Regions from separate parts of the Homo sapiens genome. Here regions 1 and 2 are each linked to region 3. Evidence: chromatin loops called from intact Hi-C (ENCODE). Cell type or tissue: mammary epithelial cell. All regions are shown on one strand. Links, peaks and the distances in the headings refer to the core of each region. The heading gives the core; the rest is flanking DNA. Region 1 has its middle 360 kb from the start of FGF13-AS1. Region 2 has its middle 210 kb from the start of FGF13-AS1. Region 3 has its middle 150 kb from the start of FGF13-AS1.

Region 1 (10,789 bases), core at 3,614-8,613, 220 kb after region 3:
AATAACACTGGTCCCCATTGCTTCTTACAACTCACACTTTCTTTGTTTTAATAAATTTCCATTACAGTCCACCCTATAATAGTACTTTTTATTAAGGACCTGTTATTCATAGAATTTCTCCAGCTTTTTCATCTCAAAATGCCTTTATTGGCTGGATGCGGTGGCTCACCCCTGTAATCCCAGCACTTAGGGAGGCCGAGGCTGGCAGATCACAAGGTTAAGAGATCAAGACCATCCTGGCCAACATGGTGAAACCCCATCTCTACTAAAATTACAAAAATTAGCTGGGCGCAGTGACAGGCACCTGTAGTCTCAGCTACTCGGGAGGCTGAGGCAGGAGAATCACTTGAACCCAGGAGGTGGAGGTTGCAGTGAACCGAGATTGTGCCACTGCACTCCAGCCACAGAGCGAGATTCCATCTCAAAAAAAAAAAAAAAAAAAAAAGCCTTTATTTTTCTCTTTTCTCTCCTGCTTCAACAGTGATGTTTCGGAACCAATTGTGCCCCCTCCCCAAAATTCATATGCTGAAGCCCTAACTTGTAATGTAACTATTTTGGATATAGGCCCTTTGGGGAGGTAATTAAGGTTAAATGAGTTCATAAAAGTGGGGCCCTAATCCAATAGCACTGGTGTCCTTATAAGAAAAGGAAGAGAGAACAGAAATCAGAAATATCTCTCTCTCTCTCTCTACACACACACACACACACACACACACACACACGGAAGAAAGTCCATGTGAAGACACAGCAATAGGAAGCCTTCTGCAAGTCAGAAAGGGAGACTTTACCAGACACCCTCTCTGATGGCACCTTGATCTTGGACTTCTAGCCTCCAGAACTATGAGAAAATAAATTTCTGTTGTTTAAGCCACCCAAGATGTGGTATTTTGTTATGACAGCCTTAGAAGACTAATACAGTGACTTTAACTGGATATAAAGTTCTACGTTAATAACTATTTTTTCTCACCTATTGGAAGATAATTTTATTGTTGCTGATATCAGGTCCACTGTCTTCTAACTTACAATCTTCTAATAGGTCATCTCTTTTCTCTCTGACTTTTAAGATTTTCTTTTTCAGGGCTTTGCAGTTTCACTACAATATGTCTAGGTTTATTTGTTTTTGTTACTCTGCTTAGGATTTAATGGGCTCCTTTGAACTGAGTATCCAAGTCTTTCTTCAATTCTAGAAAATTTGGAGCTGTTATCTATTTGAATATTGACTTTCAAGATTTTCTTGATTCTTTCCTTCTGGAACATTTCTTAGATTTATACTGGGCCTCCTCATTCTACTTCCATGTCCTTGAACCTCTTTTGTATCTTTTTATGTTTCTGTGTTGCATTTTGCGTGATTTCTTCAAATATTATTTTGACCTTCCCTTTTAAAATTTCAATCATCATTTTTTTCTAGAAGTTATATTTATTTCTTTTCAAATCTACCTGTCATCGTATACTTTCTCTCATTAGCATTTCTAATCCTTCCTTTATCTAGTTAATCGTCTCAACGTTTCATTGTATTGTTTTATTTTTTCTAGTTTGGAGCTGTTTTTCCCCCCCCCCTTTTCTGTGTCTCACATTGCTCCCTCCATTTCCCCATGGGGTTTGTAATTTGAGTTTTCTATACTTTTCTCTACAAAACTCACGAACACTTGGCTTAGGCTTCCCAGTACAGTGCAAAGAGCATATCTTTTGAAATCAGATAGAGCAGGGAATGACTTTGGACAAGTCGCTTAAGCTTCACAACTAAGGAAACCCCAGTTTTCTCAGTTGTGAGTAAGGGATAATAATAAAAATAATAATATCATAAGAGCTGTTATGAAGCCCAAAGGATAAAATGAGGTTAAAGTAGGTGGTGTACAGAAGATTTTAATAAACATTAGCCTTTGAATCACCCCTATTTCACTCACTCTTTTCCCTTTCTTAAGGTGTTAAGGTAATTATATCTCTCTTTCTTGTGTTACAGATCCCTGGTTTCTAACTTTAGCCTTCCTATTAGACAAAAGGATTCTTGCTTAGTCAAGTGGGATAAGGAAGTGATTGGACAGCCCCATGACTACCTTCTTTGAAGATATCTAGCCCAAGCCCTTGCCCAGAGAACATGTACCACAACACGTATCAATCAAATGGAACTGAACCATTTGAAAGACATAGGCATCTAATTTCAGTGTTTTTCTCCTCTCCACTGGGAATGTTATTTGGATACCCAGAATAGAAATCTTCACTCACAGAGCTACTAGTTTCCTATCACAATTGGACACCGTGCAAAATTATTACAGGGTTTAGTGTGATGAGCTGGCAAGAAATGTTTGCCAAGTTTCAAAGTTGTATGGAAAGATGTTATAGCCCTGAAAGGCACTTTCTTTTTAATTCTGTTTGGAAGTGTTTGTAACTCTCAGAACAAAATGTAGTCCTTGGGCTGTCTTTTCTCAGATAGCTGGCGCTAAATTTCTCTTTCCTGTTACCAGTTTCCTAAATAAGTGTATCTGTATTTAATTACTGCTGAATGCTGGGGAGTCTTCTATTGGTCCTTTTGTTCAGTACTTTAGGATGAGAGGAATAACATGTGTGGTGGCATGTCAGTGTTCTTTTATTCATTTGAAAGCCAATTTTTATTACAAAAATGTATAACTCATCCAGACCAGCAGCCTAAAGGAAGTAATTTAATACAATTCTGAATAAATTCTAAAGACTCCAAGCTAGTTCTATGTTTCATTCATAAATCAAGTGTGGACATAAAACTTTTTTTTGAATAGTTAACACGTATAAGGGAGGTTATGCGCAGCAGATAATCTGAGAGGCAAAACCCAGTGTATTCATTAGATATGTTAGGCCAAACCTGAAAGAAAATAAGCTTAATTAGGCTCAGAGAGGTGAAGCTACTTGTTCAAGGTCACACAATCCATTCATTTTTCTCCTTGATTCTACCTTAGTCCAAGAAACCATCATACCTTGTCCAGACTGCTGCTAACAGCTGCCTAAATAGTCACCATGCCTTCAGTGTGGTGTCTACTTTAATCCATTGTCCACCTTACACTTCCAGAAACATCTATTTAAAACACCATCTTCCATAAAACCTGCCAATGGCTTCCCATTGTCCTTACACTAATGTTCAAGTGCTTTACCATGGACAGGTAGACCTGGAAGTCTCCGCCCCCTTCTCAACTCCTCAGCCTCAGCTTTCTCCACTTTTATGTGCTGTGCTCCAGACATGCTGGCTTTCATGCAGTGCATTAGAACATACTGTATTCTCTTGTTATGCCTTAGGAATCTTAAGCCTGCTCTTCCTTCCTTCAGGAATTTTCCCTTCACATACCCTTGTCTAAATAACTCTTCATTTTTCATATTCCTTGTTTATACCTCAACTCGAGTTTCACTGTCTCAGAATGTGAAGCTCCATCAGTGAAGTTCGCTGATGCCCCAGACTAGATCAGGTCTCTCGTGACATGTACTTTTTCCTCATAGCACCTACCATGTTTGTAATATAGTAAGTTCAATAGCTATTTGGTGAACATATGAATAACTTGATTAACAACTCACTTCCTGACTAGGTATTAAGCTACAAAATGATCGTTAGTTAAGTAGTAGTCCAGGATTTGAACCCAGGGATTCATCCCCGCCCTATTCTCTCCCATTACCCAGACTCTATCTTCCCATTCTGCTTTTCTCCACTCCTCTGTTCCTTTGTCCCCAACTTGTCTGGCCAGTGGTCTCCTCACAACAGGCACTACCCGATCCCACTGGTGGCTCAGTGGGGACTATTCTCAGTTTCATCTAAACACACATTGGCAACTGATCTTTGTCCAGGGAGAGCTTTCCTCATACACAGAAGAGGCAATTACCTGCTAATGCTTAAAATGTCACCATCAGGATATTGTTCCATCCAATAAGAATGGCTGTCTCCATATATCCCTCTCAAAATCCTTATAAGCCTATTGTGGGAAAGGTAACACTTGCCTTGTCCACACCTCAGAGTCAACATTTTTATGAGTCCATTCTCTTCACCTGGCTCAGAGTGGGCTTAGGCACAGATGAAAGAAGGAACTGAAATAAAAAGAAATGGAGGAGAAAAAGAAGGCTCTCAACTTGTCCACAGGCTAAACCTGCCTCTCTTTTCCCGTCTATTTTCCCATTTGCCATTAGTGCAGAATGGGTATTTTAATTTTTAAACCTGTATATTATCTGTACATTAATTTGTCCATACCAAACCAATAGCAAATTGTGTGTATGTGTGTCTGTGTATGTGTATTTCTTTTTTTTTTTTTTTTTTTTTGAGACGGAGTCTCGCTCTGTCGCCCAGGCCGGACTGCGGACTGCAGTGGCGCAATCTCGGCTCACTGCAAGCTCCGCTTCCCGGGTTCACGCCATTCTCCTGCCTCAGCCTCCCGAGTAGCTGGGACTACAGGCGCCCGCCACCGCGCCCGGCTAATTTTTTGTATTTCTTAAAGTACCTTCATTTATATAGCTTGAATCTATAACAATCATTCAACTCACCCACATGTAAAACTGCTCTCTGATGATTATACTGGTTCCCTTTTCTGGCCATTTAGAGCCTCCATGCATGACGATAGCCTTCCCCACATTTAAAGTTCCCCATTAGCAAGAACATCATATAAATGGTTTCTCTGATCACCTAACACTGAAGTACTCTGTAGGCCATTAGTGCATTCTGGTTTAAAAAAACTCAAAAAGTGTAAAATGGGAATTTGTGATTTGAATGTGCTCTAATTATCACATGGTCAAATAAAATCCATGCAATCACTGGAGTAAATACACTGGTATGGAAGTGCAATTTGCACTTATTTGGATACTTACTTACTTTCAAGAGTATCTGGTTTTCGCATTCACCAGATCTAAAAAGGTAAAAAAAACAAACACACACACACACAAAACAGGGAACCATAGCACCTTCTGCATGTATAGAGATTAATTTGCTTTAAAGCAATCAACATTAGTGGGTGGTGTCTTTTTAATTTTAATGAGCTGATATTTTCTCTTCTGTCATTTCATTGACCAGTGAAATAAGAATACTAAATAGAAATCTGAAAAAATGCAACGCTATACTACCATAATGTTTCTGAGTTATAATAATGCACACAACTAAACACTGGAAAACTGAAAAAAAAATCGCTCAACTGAGGCTGGAATCTGGCTATCACCTTGACGTTGGGAAAGAAGGAAAGTTTCATTTTTTCTCAGTGCCTTACCTTATGATTCTCTGATCTTTTGGTAGCTCTATTAGGGAACCCAATATCTTGAGGGCCATTTGGCCCATGCACAAATTATGTATCTGAGGTTTGCCCAGAAGTATAAGAGGAGGTATTTCAGTCTATCTCCCACTACACTACGGTCCAGGGAGAAACCAGCACCTAGTACAGGTGTGTTTATTTGATGACAAAGAAAAGAAAGAATGTTCTCTTCAGATTTGAAGAGGTGGGTTTTGGGGAACCGCAGGGCTGTTTGTCCTGTATCACTGCACCTGCACTGTTTTGGGGATCAATTCAGTGTTCTGCAAAAGAATGGGACAGTGTGATGCTGAATGGCACTTAGGGCACAGCTTCCGTTCAAGTGCATTGATTCAGTATTGATGTCACTGCTTTCTAGTAAACTCCACTTGCCATCAGACCCCTTGGTAGCATTCAATAAATGCCAGTTAAGCTTTAATAAAATGTATCGCTATTTGAAAAGCCAATGGAAGATAACTAAAATAAAGATTACCAGTGAAGTGTTTGTTATTGATTAGTTTCTAAGACAATTCTGTTTGGAGAAGCTTAGGTTTGTTTGAAATAAAATTCGCCTTTGAATGTCACAGGGAATTTTTGTTATACTCTATTTGCAATACTGTGCCACTTTATTACAGAGTAGAATGTGGTATTAGGCAATTTCATTCTTAGGGTTAGGGACAATGATTCATGATCTCTGGGTCCTCAGCACCTAGCACGGTGCCAGGCACAGCATAAATATCCAGTAGCTACACACATACATATATACTTTTATGAGGTGGCACCATAGCATAAAATTGGAACCAGCCCCTGAACACAGACTTGAAACAAGTGCTTCATATACTTAGCTTTTAAGAATCTTTTAAGTGTAGTGATTCTCAGTGGGGATTGACCTGCAGATAATGTGTAAACTTAAAATGCAGAAGCCTGATTGCCACATAAGAGTGAATCATAGGAAGCACTCAAATACTAAGTATATTTTTTAGTGATTACTAGTCACTTTGCATTTTCTCATTCACTCCTCCCATAACCTAATGAAAGCAGGGCTATCGTGTTACCCATTTGAAAAATGAAAAAAAAGTGATGAGGCTAGGAGAAAATAAATGATTGCCCAAGGGCACACGACTAGCAAGTGATGGAATCAGGAGTCAGACCAAAGTCCATTTGTCCTCCACTTTTCTACTGTCTTACACCTACTTGAGCTATTCAAGCAACATCTCCAGAGCCAGAGCTTAAGCTTGTGGTGGATTTTTGTTTGTTTGTTTGTTTAGTTTCCACAGTGATTCTGATTCATATGCCTACTTGAGTCAGAAATTCGGAATGATTTAAATGAGAGAGAGAGAAAGTGATGGGGAGGGAAGAAGGAAGCAAACTGCTCAGGCCATTAGCACAGTTCTCCAAATCTGAGTAAAGCTATGTGAAATAACCCATCCATGTGAATCAAGCAGAAGATACTGGGCCCTCACTTCGCTGCAAATCAAGCATGCTAACACTTCTGTTGCCAGCGGCTTGCCCTAAACAATCTGTCACCTCATAGCAGAGATGGTCCAGCCATTTATGGTACCATTGCACAGTGCTCACTAAGCCTGATAGATGGGAGTACAAGGACAATGACATGATCTACATGCTGTACTAACTTAATACAAAAGGGTAGATGCTATTTTCAGTTAACATTGCTGATTTTCCCCCACTGAATTTGTTAAGACTTTGAAAAATATTCTAAACTTCAGTGCTATTGCACAATCAAGAAGCAACTACTGTCCCAGTTCCATAACAAATGCAGATCAAATACATTTGAATTGGAAAAGTAAATTTAATTTGCAGGTTTCTGTCTACATCCTCTGCTTCTATTTTCTTTGATAAGATTAGTGAACAAAGTTCAGAGGACTTTTTCAGTTCAAACGTTCTCTCATAATGGCAAATCAATCTGCTCAGGCAAACAGAACATCAAAACGCTAACAATAAGGAACTATCATTGGAAGCTGATCCGATTTACACATAAATATACCCGCTAACGTTTAAATGAAACTTTACAGAGGAACAAAATTGGTGAAAGAATCTTTTTAGTCTTTTAAAGCAGCTACTACAATAATAACTGCAGAAGTATGCACAAATCGTGCCAACTCTAATCAATCTTGTGTATTTCTTCTGCACTGCTACAAAATACATTTCATAGAAGAGTAAAGCAAGTTCACAGCAGGCAAAATGTAGTAGCTGAATTCAAGCATAGCTAATTTGCTGCTTAGGACAGATGTGATCTACAGAATTCACCAATCCATCCTCATCAGCTCTGACATGGAGCACCGATTCGCAGCGTGTGTTGCTTCTGTGGATTTTATGTTGATGAAATAGGCCTCCTGGATCTAGATGGATATAGGAGATGATGACAGCATGTGAGCAGAAAGCATACCCTATTTTACAGGCTGGCATTAAGTATGATAAGAAGGCAATTTGTCACGCCAAGCCTGATGAAGTGGGAGCCAGGAGCAGGTCTCAGACAAAGGTGAGAGCTTATAGAGAGGGCAGGGGCAAGAGACGGGATCACAATATGGAGAACAAGACAGTTGCCTAATATCCATGGATCAAGAAAAAACAGAAGATAAAACTAGGTCTGAGAGATGAAGGAAGAAGAGGAATGGCCCCAAAGGCTTTGTCTTCAGAATATATATTATGAGCCCAGAACACAAGTCTCTGGAACAGCTTTGCAGGACAAACACCATCCTCCCTCTAGCTTCTTTCAGAATCCCTATATGAGCACAAAAATGATGAAGAATTTGGGGCTGAACTTCACCCACACCTTTGCCCCAACTAGCAACTAACACAATCACTTAGCAAAGAGACTGGACATTGGGACAGTTCTACTGAAGGGATAGGGAGATGGACAAGTGTACCAACTTTAACATGTAAAGTCTTTGGCACTGAAAGGCAATGCAGGAGTGGTTAAGAGTGTGGACTATGGAATCATAATGTTCTGGGTTCAAAATCTAATTTTGAATGTTGTTAGTCATACACTGGATAAATTACCTAACCTTATCTGAAAATGGGAGTAATGGTTCTGAATTCTTATGACTGTCATGAGGATTAAATAAATTACTGAATCAAATGAAGGCACTTAGTGAAGTGCCTTCTTCATGGTAAGTACTCAGCAAATGTTAGTTGCTTCTATCAACATCACCGTCATCATCACCATCATCATCATCATCATCATCATCAAATGATCAGGTTTTTACATTGACCAAAATAGAGAAAATATTACCACACACACACACACACACGCACACACACAAAGTAGAACCACAGTGAGTTTTTCCCCAAAATACATGTTATAAAGTTTCTTAATATTAAATATTCTACAAGGCCCCCATGCCCTGCCAAGAAATCTTTCATCCTCACTACACTACTAAAAATACTCTAACCAAGATCACCAACCTCCTTGCTGTGACATTTAGGCAAAAATTTTTATTCTTCCATGCCAATCTCTCTTGGTAACATACATGTGCTTCTTCTGGGACTGTGTCATTTCCTCACTCTCTCTTCCATACCTGTTTGTAACAAGTGGAACATACTCCACATTCAATACTTGTGTAGAAGTATTATCTGTCATGTTATAAAATAAGAGAAGGCACAAAAAGGTAAGGAGGAGACATTAATGAGGCTGAAGAAGATGAATCCAAGAAGAGGTTTGTATACATCCTCAATTCCCAGGCTCCTGTCTTCCTCTGTCACGTATCTTTGGCAAAACCCAAATTTGAGTTAAGTCCAACCCTTTGATGACTTCATGCCTGCTCCCAAGCAGCTTATTTTGGCTAGAAAAACACACAACCATGCTGTCTGTTCTCATTTAAACTGAAGGCCTCATACCCCAAGTGTGGGCCATCGGTGCTGTCTGCCATCTATTCTCTTGGATAGTTATTTCATAATTTCCCTTTTTTAATTATCCTTCCCTCTTCCTTTGTCTCAACTGATGTCCAAGCTTCTGATTTCAGTGAGGAAATAGAAGCAATTAGAAAAGACATTCTACATCCTCCCACTACCACATTTACCCAGCATCTGTACAATACAGTCTCCCATCCTTTCTTAATTATTCAAAGACTTTGCCCCTGTAATTACTCCCTCTCATGTCTATACCACTGCATCATCCTCATCACATTACAATAACTCCCATCTTTAAAAAATATAAACCTATTCCTTGACTACGCATTCTCCCTCCTCCAGCCACCACCTTATCCTTCCCTTCCACTTTAGAAAACAACTCTTTGAAAAAGTTGTCCATCCATGCTTACTGCTCCAATTCGTTTCCTCCCATTCTCTTTTGAAATGCCCCCCACGCCCTGCCAAGCAATCTTTCATCCCCACTACACTACTAAAAATACTCTAACCAAGATCACCAACCTCCCTGTTGTGATATCTAGGAGAAAATTTTTACCTTTATATTGTACAACTCTCTGCAGCATTCATAGAGTTGATTACTCCTTCACCCCTGAAATATTTTCTTGGTTTCTAGGATATCTCACTCTCTTAATTTTATATCTATACCCATCAGCCACTCCTTCTCATCTCTATGTTGGCTTCTTCTTAACACCTGACCTTTTAATGTTAGAGTAACCCAAAACAGAATGCTCAGACTTTATCACTTTTCCATCTACACTTCGTTATGATCTCATCCAGTCTCATATCTCTATGGATGGCTTCCAGATTTATATTCTCCATCCCAGTCTTTCCCTTGTACTCCAATCCTGTATATCCAATTACCTATTTGCCACCTGCATCTGCATTCTAATTTGCATCTCACTCTTTACTCATCTGAAACTGAAGTCTTGATTTTTTCCTGCAAACCCTCTCGCTTTGCAGTTTTCTCCAACTCAGTAAGTAACGCCACTGAGTGTGCTCAGACCAGAAACCTTGGAGCCATTCTTAATTCCTCTCTCTCTCTCTCTCTTATGTGTTGCACTAAATCCTTTCATCTCTATTTTCAAATGATGTAACTAATCTGACTACTTTTCATCACCTCTACTATGACTACACTACTTCAAGACACCATCATCTTTTGCCTAGATTTCTATAATAATCTCCAAATTTGCTCCTAGGACACTACCCTTGCTCTGTGACTGACTGTTGTCCACACAACAACTACAGTGATCATTTTCAAATTGAAGTCAGGTTACATCAATCTCCTGCTCAAAAGTTTCCAGTGGTTTCTTTCTGCCTTTGAAATAATACCCAGATTGCTTCCCCCGATCTTTAAGGTCCTGTATGATCTGATCTCTGGTTATTCCTCTGACCTCATTCCCTACCACTCTACTCCATGCCTTCACACCGCACTCTAGCTGTGCTGATCTCTGTTTCTCTTCTAGCACAACAAGCACACTTCAGATTGACAGCCACTGCATTTAGCCTTTCCTCTGTCTAGAGTGCTGTTCCCTCAGATATCCGCATGGCTGGCTCCACTTCTCTCAGTTCTCTCCTCAAATGTCCCCTCTTCAGAAAGGCCTTTCCTAACCATTCTATCTAAAGACCAACCATAATTATCCCTTCTCTTTCCCCATCTGCAGTGAGTTTATTAATGCCTCCCT
Region 2 (10,789 bases), core at 1,954-6,953, 68 kb after region 3:
TTGATTGAATAGGTATTATAAGAAATGCTACCAAGTTCCTTAGTGTGAGTCCTACATGTACCCTTTCCTGTCACTATTACTTCCAACTTTCGTGGTATTTCTGACTTCCAGCTGTAAAGAGCCCATGAAACTATGGTTTCTCTACTTGTCCTTTTTGCCTCAGCCTAAGAAACATATCTTGTGATTTACAAGAAGACAGTCAATATTATGGGGCAGCTTGATTGCTATCCTGCACAGAGGCGTGAGAACAGACTTGACTGCATTTCAAGGACCTTTGAATCTAACCTTGTAATTCTACTTGTTGTGATGTATTTTTTTCCACAAGAGATATCTGAGTGTGTGATACACTAGTTCTGCACTGTGCTAGGCACTGCAGGGAGATCCAAAAATTATGAGGTAGAACCCATGCTTCAGAAAAGATGAAAATTAACTGAGGAGACAGAACTCGCAAACATAAAACAATCAGAAGAATAGGCTAATCATGTTCTCCTTATGGAACTCAAAAAAAAAAAAAAAAACAACAAAACAACAACAACAAAAAAAACGACCTCTCTATCATTGTTTTTCATCTTAAGTCTGTAGCTTAAGGTGTCAATAGCTGATTTTGCTACTGGCTATGCTCCAAATAAATCTCTCTAAGAAATGACTTCCCATTTCTGAAAATGTTTCCACTGCCATATTTTCTCACACAAAAAAAATGAAACTAAATTGGGGATTTCTAACTAATATCCTGAGTGTAAGCAATGTTTTTTCTCAAAATAACATGTCCATTATCCAGATACCACACTGGCTTTCAATGGCAGAATTTGAATGTCTTCATAAATTTTCCTATTCTATAGCACAAGGCTTATATCCGAAATCAAAATGGCCCCAAGGGTGCCAATCACACTCATGGGGAAAGGTATGGTGAGTTATGTCAAGGTGGCCTGCATAGGGCTCTGCACGCCTCAATCTGTGGGGAGTCTCTCTCTACATTGACCTACTGGATGAGCTTATCCATTTCCATAGCTTTAGTCATCATCTTTAGGGGGGTGATCTAAAAATGTCCATCTTCAGGACTTAATTTGCTGCTCAGCTCTAGGCCTGCCTTCCAATTGTCCACTAGACATCATCTTCCCAAACTAGAGTTCCTCAAGAATTCCCACTTCTATCAAGAACACCACAATATTTCCAGTTGACTTCATAGACATATACTTGATTCCTGTCCTTCTCTATTTCTTCACCTCTAATCTGTCACCAAGCCCTGATGGTTTTGCTTTTAAATATCTGTATTTGCCTATTCCTCATTTCCACTGTCACTTTCGTAGTTCATGGTAGAATTTCACTTAACCCATGGTACTAGAAACATTTCTTTGTAAGATGCCCCGCTTCATCTCTAGCCTGCATCCATTCATTCTCCTTACAAAAAGCAGTCTACTTTCAACACCATAAATCCACATCAAACAGTCCATATATATTTGTTGAAATGAGATGAATTAAATTGCATTACAAAATATTCCTATATGACAGACAGTTTCCTTATTTGGAACATGTGCATATTAATGATTTAGGGATGCTATGAATGCTAGAGAATAAACACGATTTCAAGGTATTTTGCAAGCATAATGTCCCAGGACTTTGAAATAAAAATACATTTCTATCTACTATATTCACATTCTATGAAACCATCAGAATTTTTGCAGTATGATGTGCTTCATAATACCAGCTTATTAACATTGTGTGTTCATATCTATGGTGCTGCCTTTTGGAAACTGAGCAAAATTCTCAGAGTAAGGTACTCACAGTGAGATGGGTCATACTACTGGCCCATCTAGGGCAATAAGGAGGCAATCACTAAATTAAGCTCTGATGAATGTGAGAGGTTAACTTATTTCTCCAACCTAATCCATTTATTTTCAGCTCCACTAACTTACTAAAGGATCAAACGGAATATATTTAACTATATGATCAAAATATAAGGATGATTCACTGACTTTTCTAGGTTGGTAGTACAGCAATTGATTTGCTGGTACAACCCTGCAGACACCATCTTGTACAGCTACACTGCGTGAAACAGTGCCAGGCAAGCCACCCTGCATTTTCACTGAATGAATGCAGGCCTTCTTTGCTGCCCTTGTTGCCGCCCATTTGACTCCTGTCCCAAGTCAGACAATCTTGAATTCATGCATTCTCCTGAAAAGTGCACATGGCCCTTGGCTTCTTCTCCATTCCTATATGTCTCCTCCTCTTTCACAAAGATCCAGCCACATGAACCTTCTGTGGAGTTCTTAAACCAACAATCAGCTTCTTCTTTCCTGTCTCTGGGCCTCTGTGCTTGCTGTTTCCTCTACTTAGAATGCTTTTCCTCTAGATAAGCATATGTATGGCTGCTTCTCATCATCCATGTGTTAGCTCAAATGCTTATTCCTTTATTTAAAGGAGCAACCCTTACCACCACATCAGGTGCTCTTCAGCCCATTACCAAGGAAATCTCTCTCTAGTGGCATCATTATTGGTGCATTCCTGAATTGAGTAAGGCAGGAAAGGATAACCATGTTGAAACTTTGATACTAGAATGAATAACTTGTTGCAAATGGAAAGTTCCTTTTGATTTTCATGAAGCTTTATGAGGTACTGAGGAGAGGATGTATTAGTCAGTTTGCTTTTTATTGCAAATGGCAGAAACCCCACTCAAATTAGCTTTAGCAATGATGGGAATTTATTGGCTCACATATGGGATGTCCAAGGGGGTATGTTCACTTCAGGCATGCCAGGATCTTATGGTTTGAACAATATCAGCAGCACTCTGCCTTTTTTCTCCATCTCTCAGCTTTGCTTTTCTCTGTGTTGGCTCTATTGTCAGACAGGTTTTTCCCACAGTTGGAAAAGATGGCCACTAGAAGCACCAGGCTCTGGTCTGGAGACATAACCATGAATAGGAAAGATACAGTTCCTGCTCTCTTAGAGGTATGACTTGAGGAATGATGAGCTGTCTGGACATCTACCTCTTGTGACATGATACAGGAGTAAAATGGACAATAATGAAGGCAGCAAGGACATATAGATATGCAAATAATGAAATAAATAAGGTAATTTTAGATGGTGACAACCACTATTTAATATGCCTTTAGGACGTCTTGGTCACAGCTTCCCATATACTTCAATTCTAGCCAGTCTTTATAGAGCACCTATACTGTGCTTCCCTGTGTCAAGGGGTTGGGGTGCAGAATTGAGTAACTGAGTCCATAACCCTGAATGACATACAGTAGTATGCTATGCTCACTCAACTGCCACACAGTAAGCAGAATAGGAAGGAAACCGTAAGGGACATCCTAACCAAGGGACCACCCTAGTAGGTGAACTCCCAGGTGTTTGAGGTAGGGGGAAAGTTAAAAAAAAAAAAAAAAACCTGGTAAAATATTCTATGTATGAAGTGGTGAAGGGCAGAATTAAAGTCCTGGTAGTGGTAATTGAGAAGTGATCAGCCATCAATATATCAATATGCCTGGGTGAATGATGGTTTCCTGAGAGCTACAATGAATTCAAGTAGCAGCAGGTCTCAATGAAAACAGCAGGGCAGAGAGTGATAAGCTTGCTTTGAGACATGTTAGTTTGAAGAATATGTGGAAAGCAGTGATCAATATCATTTCTGTTCCCATTTGTTGAGGGACTTTATGTGCCAAGAAGTATGCTTCATATACATTGCTCCACTTAATTACACATCTATTGTCTCTCGGCAAAGCAGATGTTGGTAGCCCCACTTTTTACTTTTGGGACACTTGAAACTCTGAAAAGTTATGATACTCATGCAAGGTCACACAGCAAGTTACGCCACAGCCAACATTTGACCCCCTACCACTGTCTGACACTTTCTGCCTTACCACCCTGTGTTATCACAATGATACCTTCAAAATCGGCAACCAAAAAGATCTTACTGGCTTACCTTCCCATTAAAATCATTTCCAGTTGAAGAAAGAAGGGGATGACTCAACCCCAACAGGAAGGTTGATTTATTTTGGAAGACTTTTCACAAGACTCTTTACGGAGCTCTCTGACAGTGCTAATTTTAACCAAGTCATTGTGAAGCAACCTTGGATTCCTCTATGCAAGGCAAAGTACAAACACAAGCGTATGACTCAGCACAAAGCAGCTGTGGCTCTCCCTCCACTCCATTACCCACACCCCAAAAGGGATGAGTAACAGGTTCACTAATAAATTCAAAACTTTTTCAGAAAGCCCATCCACATCCCCCACTGCTCCAAGTTTTTAATACTGAGGCTTCAGCATCACTTCCCCAAAAGTCTACCCTGGTGAATATTCTTCCCATAATTCCCTCTTGCTCTGGTGTTGAAGGCAGAATGAGCTTCGTTGTGGGACATGTCCTACAATTGGTAAATGTTAGTATGCATCTGCTTTCTGACACCACTGATCAAAGGGAAAAGAGGGCATGGAAGAGCTCAGATGTAGTAAGAACAGCAACAGCAATGGTCATGGAAATCTGGTCTCGATTTTTGGATGAGGGCCTTTGCATAAAGAGCTCTGAGATGCTTCCCTACCTTACTGTTATTGTGAGAGAGCTGCCCAGGACCCTCTAAACTCAAAGTCTCCCCATGATTTTCTCCTATCTCTCTTGTTGATCTCACTCTCCACTGCCAAGAAATGGAGGTGAGTGGTTCCTCAGACTTTGATCTGGAGTCCACAGCCAACAGCTCAGCAGGTGAGGGGAGTTCTCCCTTGCTCTTCTGAAAAATCTGAAGATCCTCTTTAATGTTGCCTGCCAAGCACATGATGAGTTATTCATTCCACAAAAATATAATAATGCACTACTGTGTTTAAGACACTCCTTTAGGGTTCAGTGACACAGCATGACCCAAACAAAGATTCTTGCTTTCATGAAGTGGGAGAAAACAGACAGTATGCAATCAGCATAACATATAAGTAAATTATGTAGCATAATTAAAAGTATGGTATAATTTGATGAAAAAAGAAAAATGTGAGCAGAATAAGGAGAACAAGGAGTGCCAGAGTGGGAGGTAGGTTGTGGTATTAAATAGGATGATCAATGTGGGCCTCATTGACATTGTGAGCGATAAGCAAAGACTTGAATGAGATGAAGGATTTGGTCCAATAGACATCTAAGAAAAGCCCATTCCATGTTGAACAAACAACCAGTGCAAAGGCTCTAATGTAGGAGCATGCCTAGTATATTTTTAAAACAAGGGGCTGGGCACGGTGGCTCACACCTGTAATCCCAGCACTTTGGGAGGCCGAGGTGGGCACATCCCTTGAGATCAGGAGTTCAAGACCAACCTGGCCAACGTGGCAAAACCCCACTTCTACTGAAAATACAAAAATTAGTAGGGTGTGGTGTGGCGGGCTCCTGTAATCCCAGCTACTTGGGAGGCTGAGGCAGAAAGAATTGCTTGAATCCGGGAGGCAGAGGTTGTAGTGAGCTGAGATCACGCCACTGCACTCCAGCCTGGGCGACAAAGCAAGACTCAGTCTCAAGAAAGAAAAACAAAAACAAAAATACAACAACTAAGCCTATATGGCCAGAGCAGAGTAAGTGAGTCTTATTCAGTCACCTCTTAGAAAGCCAAGATGATTTATTTAGGGCCAGAGTACAAACCTTGCACCAACCGACCTAACGCATTTGAACAAACCACCCAAATGAAAGCTCTAGTACTATCTTCATAGCTCCATCGTCACTACAGAAACAGGCCAAATTCAAAAACAATGTGTTAAATGGATGAATGAAAGAATGAATAAATGAATGTAGAACTGTAACTTTTATTGTTACAACCTAATCTCCCTGCACAGTTCACACTTAGTCGGAGGCCCATCCAACTGTGCTCCATAGACCCATCCATAGACCCATCCAACTGGGCTCTAGGGTTCAACCCACTGGTTTTTACATTGAAACAATCCATGATCTACTCTGCAGTCACCTATGCTGTGCTCCATGAAATAGACCACACTTCATTTTTAACAAGTTTCTCTCCTTGGCCCCATTTGCTTATTTGAAGTTTCAATGCATTTAACAGTATCATTGTTCACTGGCCCTTCGCTTCTCAATCCCACCTCTCTACTGCATCCTCCTACACAAGCTTAAACTAATTTCTTCTTGAATTCCCCACAGACTTAGAACAAAAAAACATGTCTTCGTAATAGATCTTACCACCTTCTCCTTTGACTATGATTTATTTAACAAACTTGCATAGTGTGCCTGATATGTGCTGAACACCATTAAAGGAGAAAATGCCATGGTCTTTACCATGGAGAAGCGTTCCACCTACCAAGCTGATATAAACTACAAGCCATGCTATTACTTAGTACCAGCAAGGATGAGGTAGTCAGCCGCTACCATAGACTGGGGGTCTATATAAATTGGAACTATATAACAAGACCTTAAAATTTCACATCATTTTCCCTAATAATTTCAAGCCTTGAAAGCTGGACTAAAGAAATAAAGATGTGATCAAATATTTACATATAAAGCTATTTATCGGAATAATTATTTAGGACAATTAAATTCCCCTAAATTAGTAAATATTAAAATATATTACAGTAAAACTATATAGCTACCAGGAATATTTAATGACATGGAGAAATGTTCACTAAGACAAAATGGATACAAAACTGTATGTATAGTATTGTAATCATTTTATTTTGTATAACATACATGCATAAAACATTGAAAAAGAATACAATAAAATACCAATTTGATCTTCTTTGGATGTTTAGGGTTACATGTACTTTGTAATATGCCAAATTTGTGTGCTTTCCTGAATCCTCCAGACTGAGCAAATATTTTAATTTATATATTAAATTTTAATAAATACATAATTTATAAATTTTAAAATTAAATAATTTAAATATTTTAAAGTAAGCAATAGGCATTACACAAAAATATATATCTTATTTTTGGAAATTTTCTCCAAGAAAAAGGGCATGTATATTCTATATGTGTATTGCATTATATCTAGAGAGGTGAGAGTTAGAGATTTTTGAATCTTTTCCATTTCGGCCTTTGAGGGACACACTCCTCTTGCAGGAAGATGTTATCGCGGTGCTCTCAGAAAGAAAAAGACCCCACCCAGGGGTGCCCTCACATCCCAGGAATCTCCCAATCCCCAGAGGGCAGCATAATCCCTACAGCAAAAGAGTAATAAACAAAGTTCCTCTCAGAAAGGAATCTGCAGGAGCCTCAAACCAAATAACTATAGGCTGGGAAACAATCTTAGAAAATGCTCACTCCAGTCCCACACCTCCTCACTGATGACAAGAATTTTGTCTACAGTTTCTCTGCAACTTAGCCAGTCAGAATGTGCCTCAATATCAATGAGACATGAAGACTTCCCTTTTCCACACTTAAAATGACGTCCTAAAATATAGACCCACCATATCTTTCCAGTTTTCATTCTCACCATGCCCCTCCATGGAAAGCCTGGTTTTCAGTGATACAAGTCTCACTACTGTTTACCAAACACATGTGTTCAGGTCAGATATTAAGCCCCTGCTTGGGATTTGCTCTTTCTCTCAACAATGACTGACTGTACTTGAAATGACAATCATTTATTTCTCTTGTTCTCTTCTCAAAGTCATACAACTTGCCCAAATAGGCATCACTGATTGGATAAGAATGGACAACTGACCAAAGCTGGGTGACTTTGGCATCAGGACACAGGAATTCAAGTCAATCTCTGTTGGATCCTCAAACTAGGAAGTAGTTTTAAAGTGGAAGCTGATGTGACTACAAGTGTGTGAAAGCAGAAGAGGAAAACTCTGTGTGTGTGTGTGTGTGTGTGTGTGTGTGTCTCTCTGTGTGTGTGTGTTTAGTGTGGAGAAGAGATAAGCTTGAAGTGGTCTTTGAAGCAGCAACAAAAGTTTATATGACCCAAGATGATGAAACAAGTAATCTTGGGTTCTCAAACTTTCAGTTGTTGAATCCTACCACAAGATCTAGGGGCAGGCTGTAATCATGGACTCTTCCAATATAATCTCCTTTTTTTATTTGAGCAGTTCAAATGGGTTCTCAACTTACTTACAGAAATTTGCACATAAGTTAGCCAGTAAAAAAGAATGAAAATAATTGTGTTCATACTAAAAAGCTCCATTAAAGGCCAGATGATGCCTGGCTCATTCCTCACTCTGTCCCTAGCACTTAGCAAATAAGAGGCCCTCAACAACTATTTGCCTCACTTTGACAGCATCCTGAATCCCTGTCCCTTGTGCCTAAAATATACCCCCATTTCTACTTAGTCCAGTTCAAACTCCTCTATTTTTTCCACAGCTCCTTTGTTGGCTGCATGAGTCCACAGATAAGACATCCTTTCCCTGTATTACTCTAGAGCAACTGCAGTCCACAGCATTCACCCTGGTCCATTGTTGTGAACTGCCTTAGCTGTGTGTGTGTGTGTGTGTGTGTGTGTGTGTGTGTGTGTGTGTGTGTGCTTGATATCAAAAGATTATAAAATCTTGGAAGGAAGGGGCCACCCTTTCTCCCACTTCTCAGTATATTTCTAGTACTATCTTTGCCAGAGAAGACATTTAATAAAGATTTGCCTAAAAAGCGCAGCATGCATTCAAAATTTACTTTTTCAAAAGTCCTCAAGTCAGTCTGGCAGGAAACTGATAATTTTTAAAACCATGGACTCAAGCCAGCAGGGTATTGGTTGCCTAGCAGCAAGTGGCCTGAAAGAGTTAACAAGCCTCAAGTCTGAAAAAAATATATAACTTGTTCACATTGAGGCCAACATATTTGTTAAATTCCTAGCAAAACATGCACTGTGCTAGGGTGTCTGATTTCTTTCCACTGTGTTTATACTGTAATAAAGTAATGATTCTATTTGAAAGCTGACTGAATTCAATTAATAACTGCTGTGTTCATTTATTTAGTAAAAGCAAAGTTTAGATTGTAAGGTTTTATTTATTTTAATGTTCACATAAACAAGGCAGATAGCAAAATGCATACAGAATGGAAAATATGATCCGGTGCTTTCTGGATGGGCCAACTTTCCCCTTCAAAACAGACTCCAAATCCGGAGAAATCGCAAAAATGAAGATGTATGAACAAAAACCTAGGAGAACAGATCTGAAAGTCTTTTAATCTCTTCTATTTAAAGTCAAAAATAGTCATTTGTTCAGTGTCATTTCTCATCATGAATCTAAGACCCTATGCTGTAAAACTCTACCCGTTTTCACTTGCTGTATCACCGTCCCCATGCAGTTATATGGCGGCTTAGTAGAGATGGTAACAAATAAGCCCAGCTGCTTCTGTACTGCAGCTGTTTACCAAAAGTGCATCACAGGGGACACACACAGTTCAAACCACAACTTGACCAAATGGATTTATAATTGAAGTTGAAAAGTCAAGAGCTGTAGAGACACCCCAAACCTCCCTTGGCTGCTATGGGCTGAAGCACTTGATGTATCCCTAGCAACTTGGGTCACTGAGGTACACACGTATCCTACATTTACTAATTGATTGTCTGTAGGAAATGAAAAATGAACAGAAAGGATGGAAGAAATGAGCAGGAATACAGCTCTGAAATCAATTCTCTTCTGAAGTCTATTTCTTATGAATTATAATACATTAAAAAGGATTTTCTACCATAATCAGAATTCCAATCTTATTTGGCCCTTATGGCCAATCTTTGGGACTACTGACTCTAACTACCCAAAATGTTTAGCAATAGTGACTATGTGCTGTAGGAGATACCAGAATACCTGTGCACTGGATACAGCCCATTTGCAATAGCAGACTTGGTCCTTTACTGAAGTGAATATGACAGAAAAGGGCTGTTTTTTTTTTTTAATAACTGTCAACTTTTCCCTAGGCAGCAGGGCTGTGGGCCCATCTACAGCTAGGGAGTAGAGACTGACAGGGACTCTTCCAGCTACAGATGCTTCTGGGAAACCTTCAAGTGAACACTGTCTAGGATAGTATGAATCCCCTTTGCTTTAGCGCAGATGTTTTTGTGAAACTCCAACCCACCAGGGAGCTGAGAGTCTAAGCAGAATCCTTTTGTCAAGAATCAAAACGATGAACTAACACCTCCAAGCTGAAACAAGAAAATAAACTCATTAAAAATAGAACATGTCACATTATCTAGTTTGGGGGCTGAGTGTTCTTCCAATCCTAAAAACAACTCTCTGTGGCCAAATTGCTCCAGGCCTCCAACATATCCAACATAGCTATATGTGAATAGAGTCATCAGCTTCTGCTGTTCGTATACAAAAGCCTGTGTATTTCTAGTTTTATCCAAGAATATGGAGATGGCAGAATTTATCATTTGCAAAACCTCAAATGTACTGTACTCAGCTGTACCCTAAATACATATGTGTCTACTAAGAAGAGTGTAACAAAGGGTGATTTGCAGCATTCAAATATAGATTTATGTGCTCAGATAAAAACAAATAAGTATATAAATAAGAAAAAATGACCAAAACTCAGTTTGTAACAAATGGGCCCTTTAGCTAGTGTGTTTCCCATGTCCATTCCCCAACAGCTTAGGTGGCTACAGGGAATGAAAAGCCAGCAGCAAACTATCCCCCCACCCCCCATTTTAAAGGTCACTCCTCCATGGAGTTTGCAGCAGTTTGCAGCAGTTCACTCCTGCAATGCATCTTTTTTAAAAAGAGTTGAAGGCCATTTACTGTTCCTGAGATTGGATCCAATGGAGTCGTCACTCCCAGCAACGTCCTTAAAAGCTTAAATATCGCCACGAAGATAAAAGGTGCAGAGTATAAAGCTGGAAGAGCTTAGTACCATTTGCAGCAAAAGAGCCCATTAATCCCATCCTTTTGT
Region 3 (10,789 bases), core at 3,348-8,347:
AAAAGCAGACACATACAACAATGGAACAGAATAGAGAACTCAGAAATAAGACCGCACACCTACAACCATCTGATCTTTGACAAACTTGACAAAAACAAGGAGTTGGGAAAGGATTCCCTACTTAATAAATGGTGCTGGGTGAACTGGCTAGCCATATGCAGAAAATTGGAACTGGACCTCTTCCTTGTACCTTATACAAAACTTAATTCAAGATGGATTAAAGACTTAAATATAAAACCCAAAACTACAAAAACCCTAGAAGAAAATCTAGGCAATGCCATTCAGGACATAGGCATGGGCAAAGATTCCATAATGAAAACATCAAAAGCAATTGCAACAAAAGCAAAAATTGACAAATGGGATTTAATTAAACTAAAGAGCTTCTGCACAGCAAAAGAAACTATCATCAGAGTGAACAAACAGCCTATAAAATGGGAGAAAATGTTTGCAATCTGTCTATCTGGCAAAGGTCTAATATCCAGAGCCTAAAAGGAACTTAAACAAATTTACAAGGGAAAAACTAAACAACCCCATTAAAAAGTGGGCAAAGGACATGAACAGACACTTCTCAAAAGAAGACATTCATGCAGCCAACAAACACATTAGAAAAAAAAAAGCTCATTATCACTGATAATTAAAGAAATGCAAACCAAGGCCCCATGCTTTTCTAACAGAATAGGAATGTCCCCTCAATTATTCTAAAGGAGACAGACATGGAACCTAGTTATGTCTTTCCTGAAAGTCAAGATATTTTCAGCTGACAAGCATCAGAGGTTATTACCCAACTCTAGCTTAGTGACAAAATGATTTAATAACCATAGTTTAGTTTTATTCAACTATTAATTCAAATTAATGCTGACACATTTTTCTCGAAAGGAAAATTAGCATTAAGATGAGGAAGGCACAACAGGAAAACAACAATGTTGAAAAAACATGAAGATGAAAAACATTTCCCTCAGCATGTTCCTCAGCATTCCTCTGACTTCTTCCTCTCCCATCATTAAGGTAAGACTGATATTCATGGTGATGTATGCTCTTTCTGGAATAACCCAACGCATTATCAGAGTAACAGACATGGTAGTTACAAATATACCCCCTTACCATTTAGCATGTAATTTTGCTTTCTCTTGGTTGGTGGAAGCTGCCATACTTTATCATCAATCTCCAGCACAGATTCTCTTCTCCAACCAAAGCCGCAATGGTTGGATGGCTCTCTGAATAAAAAGGTTACGAATGCCCTAAGGAAGACAGAATGTGTGTGTGTGTGCGTGTGCGTGTGTGTGTGTGTGTGTGTGTGTGTGTGTAATCACATGAAAACAGGACTATAGCAAAGAGCTCAAATGCCTGATAAAAAGATGGTGACAAATCACCAAGCTCTGTAGTACTTTCCTATGTTGCATTAATTTCTTCACATTTACTATCGTAATCAGAATTTTAAACCCTAAAAGCAAACACTGGGAATCCATGATTTATTTTTCCCTGTAGATTTCCAACACTATCTACTTGCAAGCATATTTATCTTGGTGTGATTCTCTTTAACAATCTTCGAACATCAGTAAAAGTCCAAGGAGTGGCATTTAGGAAATGACAACTATGCTAATATTAGATTGGCTTCCAGGAGTTACTCTAAATTAGTGATTTCATTTTGGCACAAATGCCATAGGAAGATAAAGTGAACAAAAGAATAAAGCTATGAAGCTTATACTTTCTTTTGCCAAAAGGCTCCTGGAGCGGTAAGAAAAAGATTTTGGTAATGATCTCCACTCTCCATGTGGCTTTCTTTTAACAAAGAACATTGCTGGTACTGGGCCAAATTAGACTCTCAGATACTTGTGTGCACTTCTTCAGCCAAATTCCAGCACTCACATAATATTATATCATAAGTGGTTTTTATAGAAATAATCATGTCACTGAAAATCGCAAATGTTTGGAACAGATTAAAAATTTTTTTGGAATTGGATATTCATAAATAGAAACCTGGTATTGGCAAAGTGTAATTTGGCCTTCGTGTATCCTGAAAAGCCAGTGAGATATTTCAGTCCCTTTGTGTATTATTTTATATGGATTCTGAGGGCCCTGGACGTAAGACAAAAATATCTATAAAAAGATGGGTGACTATAAACAATGTTAAATTATCTGTAGCAAATCTTAAGAGGTCATAAACTATGAAAACAGCCCAGCCCTTATAAACCACTGCCAAACAAAAGAAACAGCAAGACTTTATCTATACTAATTAAAAAAGAGTTGGGTAATTTTTATCAATTTAGTAATTCCAACTGTATCACAATACACATAAACCTGTTTAATTAATCATTTCTAAAGCTTACGCAATTCAAACATTTATTTCCCCAAAAGGCTTAAAAATTTTTTTTTAATTTTTCATTTGGGGGTTTTAACATTGCATAAAAAAATAATCTCATTAGAAGAGGTTATACTAGCATACGGGCATTGCATAGATCAAACAATGTATGGTTTAACCACCCTGTCCATTGCCTTCACCTGCTGTAGAATTGGTGAGCATCCACAGCCAAGGTCAATTAAGGTCTCATGTTTTGGCACGGAGGCCATGACAGGGAGTATCTCTTCAAAATGTTTCACGTAACAATAAAATGTTTCAAGGTATAGACATAGTTTAAATGCAAAACACTATCCATTTGTTAAAAAAAAAAAAAGAGGTCTTTTATTTCTACTAATTATAACAAAATGTCACAACAACCTTAAGAGGGAACCGAACACTATAACTTACGGCAATTAAAAAACAGTCCTGCAAAAATCTTCCAGGTTGCCAGAATGACCAGTGAACCCTTCCAAACCCATAGTTACTTCGCCTCCTGGAAATGATGAGCTTCGATATCCTACATGAAGTAAGCATGTTAAGTTCTTGGCAATGTTTCCTTATTTATCCAAGATCAGCTCCACAGCATGTTTTCTTTCGCCCCCATCTAAAGCCTTCTGGATCCTGTTAACTTGTGTAGAGATCAAGTGTTTTCATTTTAAGGTCTGAGTTCATCATTAGATTCTGGGATCTTGTTTGAGGGGGTACAGTAAGATTGCAAATAGTATTTAAATGTCATCCCAGAAAACCTCTGACTTTAATACTAGTTACAAATCATTCATAAGAATAAAGACAGAAATATTAGCTTTGATATCGTGGCAGGAGGACCTGGAAGGAGGGCAAGACTGAGGAAAATCTCCAATCTGAAAGAAGACAATGCCCATCATCACAGTACACAAGTGAAAGGATGGCAGCCCCATTAAACACAATGGCAACAGCTCAATATGTGGATTAAATGACAGATCAAAAACTACCTAACTTTGCAGAAGAGAGTCTAACTGCTACCTATTCTCTTAAGAATTCTCTATATCTGAAAATATTCATAACAGTATTTACAATACACTCCAGATGGTACTTGAAAATAACAGATTCTGTCAAAATTATATGTAATAATAAAAGGAATGGGGTCTTAACTGTTTTTTAAAATCTGAAATATTGTTAAAAATATTTTAATTATGTAACTGATTGCTTGAGCGAATTTAACCAGCTGCTTCTTAACTGGCTTATTTTTCTTAACGAAACCAAATTTTGATTTTTAGGCTGATTTGCAAGTACAAAAACTGTGTGTGTGTGTGTGTGTGTGTGTGTGTGTTTATAATTTTTAGAGTAAAGAAAGCAGAAAATATTGGAATGTAGTATATATAGTAAAGTAATTGTCACTGGTTAAAATTTTTTTGTTTCATTAAAGTACAAAATAAAGTTAGTTATCTTCTCCACTAAACAACCAAATGATTGCTTTTACTCACTGTAAAAGTTCACCATTTATACCTCCAGATGAATATATGTGGAAGTCGGTGGTCACACTCAACGTGAATAGTTTAGACACCAAAAGTATGGGTAGAATATAAATATGAGTGCTCTATTCTATGGCTGAATTAAACACAGATACATGTAGGCTTCTCATTTTCTGCCAATGATTGTCTTAAACTCTATTTGGAAAGAAGAAAAGGGGAAACTTTGAGTTGTGAAGTTTTGCTTCCAAAACTACGGACTAGAGTGCATTTGGAGAAATTTATTTACTCACCGAATTTTAACCCACATGCCAGTCTCTCCCATATCAGAAAGACAATTATCATAAGGATTCCCATAATGATGCAAAAGGGCAACTTGAAATAGAAACAAGGTCGCTTTTAGAAATTATACAAAAACCACTAATGCAAAAGTATACACCAACTGCCAAAGAACAGGTGAATTTTGTCACTTCCAAATGTTATTCATTGGTAAACTGCCTCAGTGATATTTAATGTGAGGGGAAAATGGGCTGTTTAACAAGTATTAGCATTTACATTATAATTCTCAGAAGTTATTTTGGAAGCTGGAATGTAAACAGATGGCAATAAATTTACCACATTTTATTTGTAATGTGAAAAATATTTCTCTTTGATAGATGCAAAAATGTTGGAAACAATGAATAAATACCATTTCTGGCCAGATGAAATACTTTGAAGATATATTTGTGATATGGATTGCAATGAGTACCTTATTAACCTCAGTTTAAGTAACAGCAAGTAGAGTTGTCCAAACCTGTACTTGAGCTGAAAAGAAAAAACAAACTACTCATAGTTTCCTTGAGGCATGCATTTTACCATGGCAAAGTGCAACGGGGCGTGCATTATACAGGTAATCTGGGCCTGCTTCAGCAAACTAAGTAGATCATGAGCATTCTTCAAGTGCAATGCAAAAGCTTTATGGAGTGAAGGAGAGTTGAAAATTTTTGAAACAATCTTCTCATTATTTCATTTTAGAAGTTTCATTCCTCAGCTGACTGCTGCTTCAGGAATGCAAGGTGATGGGAACAGAATTGGCCAGATGTTGGCTACAGAAGCAAGCAACTTTGCCAGCCCAAATGGGGCAGTAAAATGACAGCAACTGAAAATGTTTCAGCTGTGAAAAGCAGGGTGACGCTGTGCGCTGTGCCAGAGATGACCATATTATACAGCGTCCCATCTGAGACTGTATAACACTTTCACCAGCCAGCCAGGGGGCCTCCTAGCTATGGCAGGGCCTGAACAACACACAGCACACCAGAGGGCAATGCACAATCCAAAAGAAAGAGAAAGAAAGAAGAATGAGAGAAAACAAGCAAAACACGCGTCTGTCGTGCACAAACCTTCCGGCTCTGTGTTCTCTTTGTGGTGTACTTGCTTCAGCGGGCAGCAGAAGATTTCGTGACACTTAGCACGAAAGGGGGACTCTTTTTTCTTTAATTCCGCAGATTGGATGGAATCTTGTCGTAACATAATGTATTCCTGTGTGCCAGGGGGGGCGTCATCCAGAACTGTGGTCACCACATAACAAAATGAACTCAAGTTAGAGCCTCAGAAAAGCAGCGAATGTCTTAAATCAAATATACTCCCAGGGAAGACTAAAGAAACAACAGCCCTAAGAAAAGTTTCAAAGAAAAACATCTAATAGCTTGGCGATTTTATTTTAATGGGCTTAGTTTAAAATACTAAAGCCGTGGAAATAGCTACTCGACTATATATACCTCTGTTGCTAGTACAATGAAAACAGTGTTAAATCATACCCAAAGTGCAAAAACGTATTTTAATATGGATGCTCATGTTGTATCTAAATAAACACCATGTAGAACTTATAGGTTTCAGATTGAGTACAATATAAGTATTCATAGGTTAAACTGGCTAATATCCACCAATTATCAGTAAATTTGCTTCTGTTTCTTTTCTTGGTCTGCTCCTGGTGAGGGCCTTACTTCCAAGCAGTATACACGGAGACAGACAGAAGAATCAGTCACTGCTCTTTACTCTTTTGATTTCCAAAGAGAACTGAAGCTGTTGCAAACATTCTTCAGATGTTCAAAACCCCTTAATGAAGACAAGAGATTCCAGCTGAGAGCCTACGAAACAACGCTTGGTCAAAGGACTACCTTGTTGGATTGTAAAAGAGCCAGGCCTGGTTTAATAATTTTGGCCTTAGGTATACACCAGGATCCTCTCAGTCCACATTTTTCTTTCTAGGCTCTTTATATGCTTCCTAAGTGTATCACTAGTGTTTTTGTATCACTATTATTTTTATTCCCTGCAAAAGCAAGATATTTGCCTTTATAGGGTTCACTGCTACATTCTCTATTCTGAAAACCTTCCATGAAAATAGGTGCAAATTTGATCTGCATTTTCAGAAACAGGGAACTGACCCCAGCATGAATTGTTTTCTTTCACACCCTTCCCAATGAGGCCATTCCATTTCACCAGAAGTGAGTCAGTGCCTCCAAAGCTTTGATTAATGACGAGCTGACTCATTCTACTACCCGAAATGCATACACTTAACACGCATGTAGGAGGACTGATACTACTAGCAAATTTCTTGTGGGGTGAATAATGCCGTGGTGTTTGTAAAAAAAAAAATAAATAAATAAACAAATGGTGGCTGAATTTAGATGGGATATGAAGCTTCTGTGTTGGGTAAAACATTCCTAGCTCATTGGCTGGGATCTTAAGGGGCTTTAAGAATTTCCTTTCATGTCAAGGAAAAAATAGTATAAAAACCAACATAACTTTTAAATTAGTATTATGAGTTTAGAACAAGTTCTTAATAGATTGACTCTATGAGGGATTGTTGTCTTCCTTTATAACTCATTAAATTATGCAAGATGGTGATGCTGATATTTTAGTCAGTTCTCTATTTCCCTCTAGCATTCAGCAGCAGCAATCAAAAATATTACATAGACACACCACGATAGCTTTTTCCGTAGAGAGTTCCCTTCATCTACTAGGAATGCGACTATAACTTCTTAGAATCTCGTTGTTGAATGCACATCTTTGCTAGCAACAGCTGCTATTCAAAACATTTGTAACCATTTCCTGCCATGAGCAGATAGTTATGATAATATAGACACTCATCAAATTCCAGCATCACAGCTGAAGACAAATTCTAGTTTTACCATCCAAAATATTTAAATAAAACTCCCCAAATTGGAACTCTTTAAAAAAAGAAGCACCCATGATTATATGGAAACTGAGAAATTCCATTTTCACCCACTGCTGTATAGAAAACATATTATAAGACTGAAGGACAATTGGAGGATAAAAGAGAAAAAATGACTTTTTGACAATGCATAAGGAATTTGTTATTCAGAAGTACGTGACAGATAACAGTAAACTGTCTTCCATTTTCATTGCTCAGTACCAACAATGATGTCACAAATTGACATTTCTGGAGATTAATAGTGGACTGAAGCTAATAGCCTTTGGCTGACTCTCCAGCCATCAGCTTTTCCCAGCTGGTCATTAATTCCCAGAAAATGCCTTGTACTGGCATCATTATTGTTTAATTAGATACGACTGGTTATCTGTAACACACAACAAAATTCTAGTGAAAGCTACATGCTGACTGATACAAGTGCTAACCCCAAAATTCATCATGATGGGAAAAACATGAAGGTCATAAAAGTGCAGGATAATTGCTTTCCACAAAATTTTCCCTGTCTTTTGTTCTTTCTTCAAATTGAATTTAGCAAGTGCAAAAGGTGCCAAGATGAGAGTGTTCAAGGAGTCATCAGAACAGTAACCATAGGCACAGAACATTTCCTCGGAAATCGTGAACATCTGGGAGTTAATGGGTCAGCTTTGGGTCTCAGGCTGTCTCTCCTCAATACCTCAAATGTCAGTCAATTCAAGCAAAACAGAAAAAAAAAGAGTAGTCAACCAACAGTAGCTTGATGTTATGTTGGCAAAAGAGCTAGAAACACTGATTTTTTTAAACCAGAAGTGGCACTGTATAGGCAACACATTACGCTGGCTTATAAAATCTCTTTAATTTGAGATATTTTGGATGGAAAATTAAAACTGTTATATCAAATGCACTTATTCCCAGGGCTCCCTCAAGTAGGATGGTGGCTGTATGTGCAGTTGACAGCAGAAAGAATGAAAGATGACTTCCCACAGGACTCCAGCAGTAAGATAGGTGGGTAGCTTTGTTCTGATTCCCTAAGAAAGTGATGAGGATGCAATGCGTCCATGGGGTACCAGCTTTATGAAGGGAAAAGGAGACCTGCAAAGAATCCAGCCCATTAAGATAGGAAAAGGGAATGGGTTTCTTTTTTCCCTGGCTTAATGCAATGTTTTCTGCCATTTTACCCAATCTGGTACATTCCCTTCTTGCACATGACCTCTATCCTCTGACAACCACTCTTGCCACTGTTCATCTGAACCATTTGTCCACCTTTCATTCAGTGACTCCTGCTGCCCTACCCAAAAATAGATTTATCCAGTCTTGGAGGTGGACAAAAAATTCCAGTGATTAGGTAGACATTAGATTTATACAAAGCTTCCTCCGATTTCAGAAATTCAACTTGACTCTTCAAGACAGATAAGGTGGTAAAAGTGGCTCCTGGTTTATTTCTGGATCTGGAAGCCCCATGCTTTTTGAAAGGCTGCTGAGCCCCATGAGAATAGCTGCCAAAGAACAGGCCTTTGGGGGGAAATTTTGCCCATATAGGCAGTGCCCCCAGCCTCGAAAACACAGCCCTCCCATTCAGGACTCCGAAGTCTCACAGGAGTAGTGCAGAGTAGGAGGACACAAGTGCACATGTGCAAATCCACACATCCACAGACACACAGACACTGACAGGTGGCATACTCAGACACAGAGGTGATAAGAATAAGTGACTTTAGTGGTGGGATGATGGTTATAAGCAACTTTTATAAAAGAGCTAGTTCCCATTGCAAATGTTTTTCCATTGACTAACCATCAGGTGGGCAAGCTTGCATCTAGGTTTGGTTTCTCAGCAGCAGCAGTGCTGTTCTGCCATTGTCAAGGTTAAGGACACAGTCAGGGAGCAGTCATGGTAAGAGGAGAGAGTTTAACAGAGTCTAAGCCTGCTGACCTGGCCTAACGTACTCATGTTCACAGAAATACAGTATTCCCATTTCAAACTAGAGGTAAAGAAAGAACCAATCTTATAGTAAACCTTAATCTCTGATAGAATAAAAAAATTCCAATGCAATGTATCCTTTAAATATATTTGAAGCTAAATAAGTTAATCATTTATCTTTCCTATATTTAGAATGTTTTGGTTTACTCTATAAAAGTTGTATCAATAGACATAACATTGGCCTCAGAAAACAGCTACCTAAATATTTAGTACGTGACAAACACTATGATGAAATCCTCTATGTCATTTCAAACAAAATTTCTTTAGAGATAATTTAATGCCACTCCTTTGTTTTAAAACATAAGGAAAATAAAACTCAGGAGGGGAAGCAACTTCTTAAAAGTCACATAGTAAGTTATTGAAAAAGCCTATCATGTAGCCAGGATTCCAGTGTGTTTGTCAACAAGTCTAAAGTAAGACAGCTTTTGTCGGGTGTGGTGGCTCACGCCTGTAATCTCAGCATTTTGGGAGGCCAAGGCAGGTGGATCACCTGAGGTCATGAGTTCGAGACTAGACTGGCCAACATGGCAAAACCCTATCTCTACTAAAAATACAAAAATTAGCCAGGCATGGTGGCACACGCCTGTAATCCCAGCTACTCGGGAGGCTGAGACAGGAGAATTGCTCGAACCCAGGAGGCGAAGGTTGCAGTGAGCCAAGATGGCACCACTACACACCAACCTGGGCGACAGAGTGAGACGCCATCTCAAAAAAATTAAATAAATAAATAAAGTAAGACAACTTTGTAAAAGCATCAATATATTAGATAGCTATTGGGTTCTTCAGTATTTTTTACTTTTCAAGACTACCCCTGTCTCCAAAAAACTTTTTCCCTTATTCAAAGACAGAAAAGCAACCAGAGACAGCCTAGGAAACTGTTTTGACAATGCCACAGAGGCATCTGCCCCCTCAGCAGGCCACTGTAATTCGCAAGGTTTGCTGGCTTCAAGCTGGAAGCAGTTAACAAGCCCTCAATTATTTGATGATGATGCTGTTTGCCTTTAAATTAACTCTTCCGAAAGATAACAGAACATAATTAATGATACATGATTTTAAATCAAAGCAAATCTGAGATCACCAAGGCCACAGCAATGTAGACAGCAATGGGACTACCAATCAAAATTATTAGACACATATTAGTGACTCCAACAATAAAATACTTAAAAAATCTATGAAACAGAAAATATGGCAAAACATACAGATTATCAGACATCCTTACCTAATCAGAAAGAGAGAAAAAAAAATGGGGTAATTAGAGCAATGACTCTTCCATGTCACTGAGCACCTGTCATGCTGAAAAGTGCATTCAACCACAGGATGTGTTAGCTCAAGACCTCCATTTTTCCTCCCAGCTAACCATCTACTTATCTCTATATAAGATTTAAGCTTTACTGCCACCATGGACACTATGAAGTTAGCAGGTTTAAATGTGCATGAGTAACTTAAGTAAATAATTCACTGAATGGAACAGATCAATGCTAATGGTCTTTCAATTTGTTCAAGGTAGAAACAACTTTTCAATGTTTGGAAATTTCAGTTACCTTCTCCTTTGCAACCTCCCTCATTCTCCAAGCATTACTAGGTCTTCATCCATCCTATGTTTCTTCAGGCTAACTTGCTCTTTTCATGGTAGAATGAAATGCAAACTCCCTACCATGCTGGCCCCTCACCTCCTCAATTTTATTATATGCCTCTCTTCTGGCTCACGTTAGCTTTCCATTAGTATCTAGAATATGCCAGGCTTTCTCCTGCCTCAAGGCCTTGTACCCCTTTATGTCCTTCAAGTGGCCCCTTTATGTCCTTCAGGGTTCCACTAAAATGTCACCTCCTCAGAGATGCCC

What was found. A loop is a pair of places that touch in the nucleus more often than their neighbours do. Peaks named below come from ENCODE experiments on the same cell type or tissue, not always from the same donor. Only the 100,000 strongest peaks of a DNase experiment are listed, where the experiment ranks them.
Region 1: a loop joins it to region 3, with 9 times the contacts of the local background. A loop is called at or near these places in 3 of 110 quality-filtered maps.
Region 2: it touches region 3 in a loop (4-fold over the local background); 3 of 110 quality-filtered maps call a loop at or near these places.

The regions. Positions count from the first base shown.
Region 1 is chrX:139,071,587-139,082,375 of GRCh38, forward strand. It overlaps a transcript of FGF13 not described here. Among named protein-coding and RNA genes, the nearest start is that of FGF13-AS1, 360 kb to the left of the region's middle. In mammary epithelial cell, for the core only: no CTCF peak of the experiment used is centred there; DNase peaks (open chromatin) are centred at 6,205 and 6,345; H3K27ac peaks cover 380 bases.
Region 2 is chrX:138,921,471-138,932,259 of GRCh38, forward strand. It overlaps a transcript of FGF13 not described here. Among named protein-coding and RNA genes, the nearest start is that of FGF13-AS1, 210 kb to the left of the region's middle. RefSeq lists an enhancer at 4,044-4,188 and a cis regulatory region at 4,111-4,121. In mammary epithelial cell, for the core only: no CTCF peak of the experiment used is centred there; a DNase peak (open chromatin) is centred at 4,061.
Region 3 is chrX:138,852,347-138,863,135 of GRCh38, forward strand. It overlaps a transcript of FGF13 not described here. Among named protein-coding and RNA genes, the nearest start is that of FGF13-AS1, 150 kb to the left of the region's middle. In mammary epithelial cell, for the core only: no CTCF peak of the experiment used is centred there; DNase peaks (open chromatin) are centred at 4,655 and 6,315; H3K27ac peaks cover 475 bases.